Linked DNA regions of Homo sapiens: region 1 is linked to region 2. A link is a contact called in ENCODE Hi-C or POLR2A ChIA-PET data. All regions are on one chromosome and are shown on one strand. The core of a region is the stretch at or near the end of the contact, and the rest is flanking DNA. Distances in the headings are between cores, read along the strand shown. Region 1 overlaps CADM1 (cell adhesion molecule 1). Region 2 overlaps CADM1 (cell adhesion molecule 1).

Region 1 (3,972 bases), core at 917-3,416, 54 kb before region 2:
AACACATAGCGACATAAGCTGGGAATTCAAAGAAAAGCTGTGACCCTCAGTATGGAATTCAGATTGCTTTGCACAAGGGAGGAAAGCCTTCCTCTGGACTGGGGTGAATATGAAGCTCTTGAATTACTGCTGTGTGGCTTCTGCTTTCACCCATCATAGCCTTGCTCTTTAAAATGTTTGGCAAAAATCCTCATTTTTTGAGGGTTTTGTGTTTGTGCATATTTTAAAAAAAGAAAGAAAACTCAGAGATGAGTTTTGAAAAGAAGAATGAAAACAAAGACTCTAGAAATGGGTGCTTGAATGCCATGCCTGCTCTGATTATCATCTGACAGTTAATTGTATACGTGGGCATCATTTTCAAAATGAGTTTTATTGACTGAATGTAGCTAGGTATTTTATAAATCCATAGCCCTGTTCATCCAAGGTCCAGAGAAGGGTAGATTTTTTTTTTTCTTTCATTCCCTCAACTGGAGGAAAATTGGGCATTGAGGAGATGATCAAAACCTGTTCTTTATCTGTGCCAAAATAAATGTTTCTCTGGTATCGATAGTGCCCTGCATTGAAGGAGAGAGGAAAACCTGGAAATCAGAAAATCTTTCCTATTTGGAGTGGAGGATAACACTTAGTTCCCAAGAGCAGCTTCTATGTCAAATCCTCTCCCTCATCAATTCTGTTTCCAGGTTGTATTCTTCAGAGCATAATAGCTGGCGTTTTCAGATTTGGCCTGTTTCTCTCTGATCTCCAGTCTCTCTCTCTCTCTCTCTCTCTTTTTTTTTTTTTTTTAAACGGAATACGCTCTTCCTCCCACTCTCCCTTTTATTTTTTTTTTAAAGCAGTGAATTGAGTTTCAGGGAGGTTATTTTAGTATTTATGATTCCTTATGAGAAATAATCAAGGAATGAAGAACCCCGATTGAAGCTAATTTTTTAACCTATTATTTCTTTGTGTTAACACAGAGTAGTGTTGGTTCCAAGTTCCTGATATTATAAGGACTATAGATTGTTAGTGATACAATCTGCAGTACCAAAAGTGTCAAGAGGCTGAGTAACCAGTATTCAAAATACAAAGAGTGAGTGTTGGGCAAATACATCGTGAGCAAGACTGGAATAACCCTTAAGGGAAAAGCCTTTGCCTTTATACCTGCCTTCTGAATGCATACCCTGCAGAAAGAGGCCTGTTTTACTAAGAACCACCTCCTCTCATCTCACTGACCTTAATGTATTTGTAAAAGATGTGTCTGTGTGGCTGTGGACATTGAATACTTACATAGTGAAACCAGTCTTCTAATGCACATACTTCACTTAATGGTTTTTAACTCAAGGTTAAATTTTGATTGTGTGGAAGGTTAAATAGTTGTGAAGCTGGCATCTAAAAATCTAAAAGGAATGGTCAAACAACATCCTTTCTGATTTCCTGTAAGACACCACTTAGAGACACATCGGAAGTGCTAAATAAATGTATGGTGAAGTGGAAATATGTAAAGCAGAACACCTGGGCTGAACCTCTGATTTGGGCGGCTGGATTGACCTTCCAAAAGAAAAACAAAATTATATTCTGTGATGAGGACTAACGGGAACTCGTGATCTGATTTTATTTATTTTTTAATCAGTAGTAAAGGTGGAAGGAGAAGTCCATGCCCCAATGTTTCTTCACTTTCTCATTCACTTATTCCTTCATTCATTCATCCAGCAACTATGTCTTGAATGCTTACTGTGTGCCAGTCCCTGGCACCGTTCTAGTTACCAAGACTTCAAGAAACAGAACAAAACAAAACAAAAAAACCCCTCTCTTGTTACAGAGGGAAGATTCTTGTACAGAAAATCTTGCTATAGGGATTTTCTTGCCCAGTGTTTGCTTACAAATGATGAGAATTGCTTCCAAGACATGGAAGAATATTCTGTGAGTATGTACCCCCATTTAAAAAGCAGTGGGAACAAAGCTTTCTGCCACCACACCATGGGATCAAATTTGATTCTTTTTTGTAAACAGTAATTCTAATACCCACAAACCTACCTGAAAGTTGCAGCAAGAGAAGACTGCATTCTACTGTGGTATTGGTCTTACGTCAGTCCCACCAGATTTGACTCATCCCACTCACAATCGTTCAGCCCTCTTCAGGAAGCCCAGTTTCAGTACTATGAGTCATAACAACAGATGTAACAGCAGGAGGTTCTTCACCTTGCAAACAAACAAAATAAACGGCAGTGAAAATTATTCATGAATGTATTATGACAATAGAAAGCAAATATTTTGCAAGATGTTCTCTTTAACTCCTCTGAGAGCTCTGTGTGACTCCGTTCATTCACCAATCCCAGTCACCTGGCATTGCTAGACATTGCCCTCCTTTAGTTGCAAAGCTGTCCTCCCCCAACAATTTAGACAGCCATATTGTAGGGGTTGATTCTTGCTTTGAGCTCAAACAGCTTCTAACACTCACCAAATCTCAGGTTAATCTTTGCATTGTCGTTCTACTCCAAACTCCAATAATCCTCCATGATTGACAAAGACTCTTCAGTCAATGCTTCCTCACTTGAATGCACAGGGGCTGACCCAGACCCGCTACCCAGACATTCTGATATCATCTGTGCTCATGCTGCCCTTGAGTTCTCCCTGGTAGGACTTGAAACAATTAGCACTTGATCCACAAGCATCAAATCCCCATACTCCTTGGTGTTTCAGAATATTGGGTGAAATCTAAGTAAGAAACATGAAGAAGAGCCTGTGTCCCAAATGCAGTTGCAGAAACAGATTTGCACTCAAGCCCCTGGACCTAGTTGCATTGAGCACATCAAAGAAAATATGACACCTGCATTTCCTGATTTAGAAATTCTTAGGAAGAGAGGGAAGGTTGTGGGGACTCCAGGGATAATAGGTCTCCCGCTGGCATGTCTCCTGCCAGGGTATGAGGATGCCTTTTCCACTGACTCAGCTCTGCTCCTCTCTGCTACCCTGGAAGGGTGACATCCCAGTCATGAAGAAACTGCAAAGTACCTTTTTCTAAATAAAGGAATGCAAAGACCTGATACGTTAGTGTTTGGACCTACAGAGGAGACTGTGTCTTTTCATTTACATAGGAAACTGAAATACAGGTTCAGAATCTTGAGTTTCATCTTCTGAAAAGATCACAGAATGTGGTGCAAGGTCAGACTGGCATGAAATCAATTGTAATCTGCCAGCAACCCATTCCAACCTCTTTAAGAGTTTCCTTTTATATATTTTTTCCCTTTATAGAGAGAGCAAAGTACATTTAAAGAAAGTCTCATCAAATCAGAATGTCTTTCTAATATTATTTTTTTAATTGGTTGCTACTGTAGTGTGACCTAAAGCCTCCTGGTGTTTAACCCTCTGTGCAACTTTGACTAATGAACAAATTTGTCTGCTATAGCAGTCTTGCTAAATGTCTTTTACAGGGTTTAAAAAAATTCACAGTGTATTATGAAAACCTCAGATCCCTCGACCTAATTGATTGGCTGTTGATGATGCCATGTCTATAACTGTAATGTTCTTTAAGTGTACAGACCTAACTATTTTTCTTATTTTTATATAGCAGTTCCATTTTATAATGACATTAAGCCATTCTGAGTGATACATTTCTGGGCAGTTATTGCACTTGGGTAGAAAGTATCGTCTGGCTTTTGGCCTCATGCCTTACAACACCAACCGAGGCGTAAAATGATCCCCCAGAAAATGTACTAGGCTTTACCTCATTACTTAAAAATAAATCTTGGAGGCTGGTTCTGTTTCAGAAAAGGTTTGGTGGGTTATAACATTTGATTTATGAACATAATTAAAATATAAATGATGAGCTCTGGGCTATTCAATCAGCCATCTGGATTGTTTGGTATTTTGACATATTCATATCGTAGTTAGGCTCTTCAATGGAAAATTTAATGTCCCTTAGTTCTAGAGGTGCCAGTGGAATCCCAGGGTTTCTATTCCACCTGTTGAAAACGCTTAAGTTTCTCTTTCAGG
Region 2 (4,312 bases), core at 976-3,475:
ATCTTCTCTGTTTTCAGGTGTTCCAAACCTCAGCTTCCAGCCTCTTCAGTACACAGGAAACTTTGTTTCATTTTTATGTTTTTATTTATTTTTTTCATTCCCAAAAAACATAAAATGTCTACTGCCCCTGGTGGTCAGTGCTGGGAAATACAACTCGAGCCTTGCCTATTGAAATGCAGAATGTATTCCAACAAGGAACCTGACATTGTCTACTGCTTTTTCTCTCACACACATGCACACCTACCTGCGCCTCCCATTTTACTCCCTCCTAATCCTTCGAAGTGTTGATCTGGGGAAGGTGAGAACCACTACTGAGGGGCAAATCAACCGGTTCTCTGGGCCCGGGACTTCAGCTGCCCTCCAGACGTGCACAGGCTCACAGTCATATTTCAGACGTGACCGCCTCAAATCTTCCTTAAGTGCTATCTTCTCAGGTTAATTAATCACCAGGCTTAAACTTGCTGTTACCAGCAGGAAGTCCATCCTGAAGTCAGCAATGTTACGATTGCATCTTCTAATACTGTTTATCCTGCATTAGTGTTTACTTAGGGGGAAAATTGATCCGTAATTGATATTTCAGTCTTCCAGAGCTGGTGTTGGAAGAGCCTAATGCAGGCCTTTAATAGCAAGCAAATATTTAAATCCCTTAATGGTTGCTGAATATTGAAATGTGTGACTTTATTACTCTTTTTGGTTTGTTTTCTCTGTAGTTGTGTATTTCATCGTTTAAACCTGCAATGGATGCTGGCAAGTGCAAGTCTAGCTAATCCACAAAAGCTGTTTGCCCAGACACAGCAGACCTGATTAAAAAGTATTGCTATGGAAGGGAATCTTCTGCACTAATCAGTCTCTGTTAGCTAGTGACGAAATTACTATCCATCTCTCTCTCTTTCTCTTTCTCTCCCTCTCTCTAGGCCTGTTTTCTCTAACCTCCTCTCCCAGAATAAAGTGATGAGGGCAGCTATAGTGTTGCAATTAGGAACATGAATCTTTTATCGTTTGGACAAGGAAGGGAAAATGCCATTACTGTCAACTGAAATGTCCTACTTGGGTTTTTTGCTCCTACTTCCCTGCCAAAGCCCATTGCTGCTGCTGAAATTGTATAACATTCACAGCTGTTCTTGATGGCTTGATTCTTAACACAGCCAGAAATGTAGCCCGGGAGATGCTTAAGACAGTTTATGGAAAATAATAGATTTCCTTGCAGAGACACCAATGCATCGAGAAGGGCCTTGAGTCACGTTAGCCCCAGCCAAGATCACCAATTTTCTCTCTATCTGGCTTCAGTTACAAAGGCTATGCCTTAAAAAAAAAAAAAAAAAAAAAAAAAAAAATGCAGACCCTTTTGAATTCTCTGTGTTTTCCTGGTTGGTTTCCATCAGCACCCACAAGTCCCTGGCTATGGCACCTTTTGTCTCACCACTCACCTGCAGCAGCCGTGAGACCCAAAAAGAAGCCTACAGAAGTGGAAATAAAAGGATGCTACTGAGGGGAGAAGAAGAACTCCCAGGAAAGCCACCCGATGAGAGCTGAGACTAGGTCTACCACCAGCTGGGTGCTCCAGAGACAGACGGCTACGTTGGAGGCCACCCCTACAGTCCCAGCACATGGGTGGGGTCCTTCCCTCCCTGTGTGGCATCCCCGCGTGGCCATCAGGAATGTCAAGAAGTGGTGTAGTTAGTTCCACTATCCTCATCACTGTGCCCTGACCACTCTCAGCCCCAGCCCTTAGTTAGGAACTTCTGGGATTGGCACTCCCTTTGGCAGGTAAAAGGGAGTGGCTTCACAGTCACAAACATTGGGAAGGATGCAAGAATGAAACAGCAAACAGTGCCTCACAAGTTTGCAGCTTTCAGACTGTTTCTGCAAAAGCATGTCAAAAGCCATGTGTCTCTGCCCCACCGTGTCTCCCCAGTCGTGCCTGGAAGTAAAGGTTGGAAGATACAGGCTGGCAGGCAACGGCCAGCTCTCTCTCCCTTTCACTCTAGTATCACCCGCAGACACCCCCAGCGAGTGCCACCACTCCCCCACTGTTTTCATTCTCAGCTTCTCCTAAATGGAAACCATTAATCATACTAAATTGTGCAATGATTCCGTGATAGGGAGAATGCTGATGGCAAAAATCATTCTCCTTTGTTGTGCCAGGCAGGCAAAAGGCAGAAGTATTAGCTCGTCGCCCTGCCTGGCTCCTTGCAAATGCTGACCATGTGTTTGCCTACGCAGCTGCCTCTATGCACACAGCTTATTTTAGCACTGGTCTAAGGCATGCCAACTGTTGACAGAAAACAAGGCCACCTCTTCCTTAGTCCCAGGACTGCCAGGAAGACTGTAACTGCTGGTGCTCCCTGAAGTCTCTCCCATCTCAAGGTCCCCATATCAGAGGTAGGGGTGATACAGGACTCGTGGGCAAAACCCAAGGTGGTCTCAGATGGGGTGAGCTGGTGGGGTAAGCCGTGCCCCCCATGCAGTTCTGCCAACTGGATTGCAGAAGAAGCCAGGTGTGGGTACCAAGGAGGCTTTTTGCCTTTCAGAATTTGATGTCTGCTTCACTTTCGACAAGGCTCTTTGTAAGCCACCCCTTCTGAATTAGAATCATTTTCCAAAAGCTCTTAAGCTATGATTAATGCCAGGGCTGTTTTTAACAATCATCCTGCCAGTCTTAAGCTGTAGTCATTTTCAATAATTTGGAGTGCTCAAAGGCAAGCCAGGAGTTTGTTGACAACAAAACCCGTAAGAGCACAGCCAGGCAGCCACAAAAGATGGAAAAGCAAAGGGACCATTTGGGCTTAGCTGGCTTTCTGCTCCCAGAGTTTCACCACTAAAAGTTTGATTGAACACTCACAGTGCGTTAAGGATCCAACTGTGAACATGGCTGGGCCAGAGGGCTGCCAGGCTGGCTTTTGTGTGAACAAACAAGCAGTGTGTTTGGAGGGCTCCGGGTTTATTTATGGACATGTGTGGTTCATTCATGCCATCCCCAAACCAGAGTGTCCTCATTTGTCTCCCCTCTGCCAACATGGAAGACCAAGAAAGAAATGCAGTTGCTTTTCTTTGGGGCTGTTTACCTCCCATGAATGCCGAGCAAGTCTCTGGCCAAGATGTGGGAATCCTGCTCTGTAGATGGCCCCGGCCATTTCCCCAGCCATGTGTGTTAAACTAGTGTTCTCTTTTTAATCTTGGCAATTTCATGGTAGAGTATCCATCTGTTTGAAAAGCCCAAACTGAAGGAAGCTACCGTTTGAAATGTCTGTGATTACAGATTTACTTAGACTCAGCTTCCGATAGCACTTATTTCTAGCTCATTACTTCCTCCGGAAGGAAAGGGTCAGCTCTGGGTGATGGGAGTTTAACCCAATGAATTTGGTGTGATGGATAGATATTTGTGTCTCCACTCGACTCTGCCATCACACCAACTATTATGTAGGGTGTGTTGCCAGCCAGGGAGAACACAGATGCTTGAGTATAGCTGGGAGCTTTTATTAGCTAACTTCCAATAAACTCCCTTCAACCATGAATCACAGCAGAGCCTCCGCCCTGCACTCCACGTGGCCTTAGCAGTATCTATCACACCCCCTCCCTGTCTCTATTCACTTCAAGCCCCTTTCTTCTGAGGCAGAATGAACAGATTTCTAGTGTTGGGCTTCTAGAGCTGTGTTTCTGTCTTGGCTAGAGGGACCCGAAAGGAAACTCGTAACCTATCCGGACTCTGTGTCCCTACACCCAATAAGTGTTTGCTGGGTTTTCCCAGCAACTTTTCGGGGGAATCTTTGGGACATCATCCCCCCTAGCATGGCACCCGCTTTAGGATCCTGAGGCTTGGGGAAATGAAAAGCTTCCTCCAAACTTACTTCTTCCTTTATATTCCATCTGATTTAATAGCATGATCAGTCTCCCAAACTGGAAACCTGGGTTATTTGCCTCCAGTGGTTAGCAATTCCTGCCCATTGCCCCCCTAATGCTTATCAAACTTGACCTGAATGCATCATTTCCATGTCACTCACCTGGTCCAGGCCCTTTACCTTCAAACAAAAGAATGTGGCAGCCTCTGGACTGGCTTCCCCTCCTCCTTCCCCAGCCCCATCACCAGTCCCTCCCTTGCCAGGGAACCACTCCTGGTTAACCTTTGACTGCAGCCTAAATCCAAATCCTCACAATCTGCCATCAATTCAGTTTGGACTTTCAGTGTCACCCCGTGATCCTCCACTGCCCCTGGCCCCTGGCCCCTACCCTATCCCACCTCTGTGCCTTTGAATATTCAGGGGTGTCCTCTTCCTTTTGAGAATGTCTCTGCATCCTTCGGGTTGCTTCTCTG

The links. Hi-C counts contacts between places; a loop is a spot of excess contacts on that map. ChIA-PET counts read pairs that join two places held with the same protein, here RNA polymerase II (POLR2A). Pooled maps may share reads with other maps.
Region 1: a loop to region 2 is called in a map of psoas muscle, with 5 times the contacts of the local background. The contact joins two enhancer-like sites. A Hi-C loop is called at or near these places in 1 of 168 maps with a recorded cell type or tissue (psoas muscle), 2 of 37 single-sample maps with no recorded cell type and 5 of 50 pooled maps. POLR2A ChIA-PET finds 5 or more read pairs at or near these places in 4 of 52 experiments (A673, AG04450, CD8-positive, alpha-beta memory T cell and 1 more).

Annotation. Positions count from the first base shown.
Region 1 is chr11:115,220,770-115,224,741 of GRCh38, reverse strand. All of the region lies in intron 5 of CADM1 (cell adhesion molecule 1), which reads left to right. Among named protein-coding and RNA genes, the nearest start is that of CADM1-AS1, 170 kb to the left of the region's middle. RefSeq lists an enhancer at 1,394-2,202. Within about 2 kb of position 2,166, at least 6 of the 41 ENCODE cell types and tissues checked have a DNase peak (open chromatin) inside an H3K27ac peak, as active enhancers do.
Region 2 is chr11:115,166,229-115,170,540 of GRCh38, reverse strand. It overlaps CADM1 (cell adhesion molecule 1), which reads left to right. Exons shown (of 12, transcript NM_001301043.2): 12 at 1-1,305. Among named protein-coding and RNA genes, the nearest start is that of CADM1-AS1, 230 kb to the left of the region's middle. Within about 2 kb of position 2,225, at least 6 of the 41 ENCODE cell types and tissues checked have a DNase peak (open chromatin) inside an H3K27ac peak, as active enhancers do.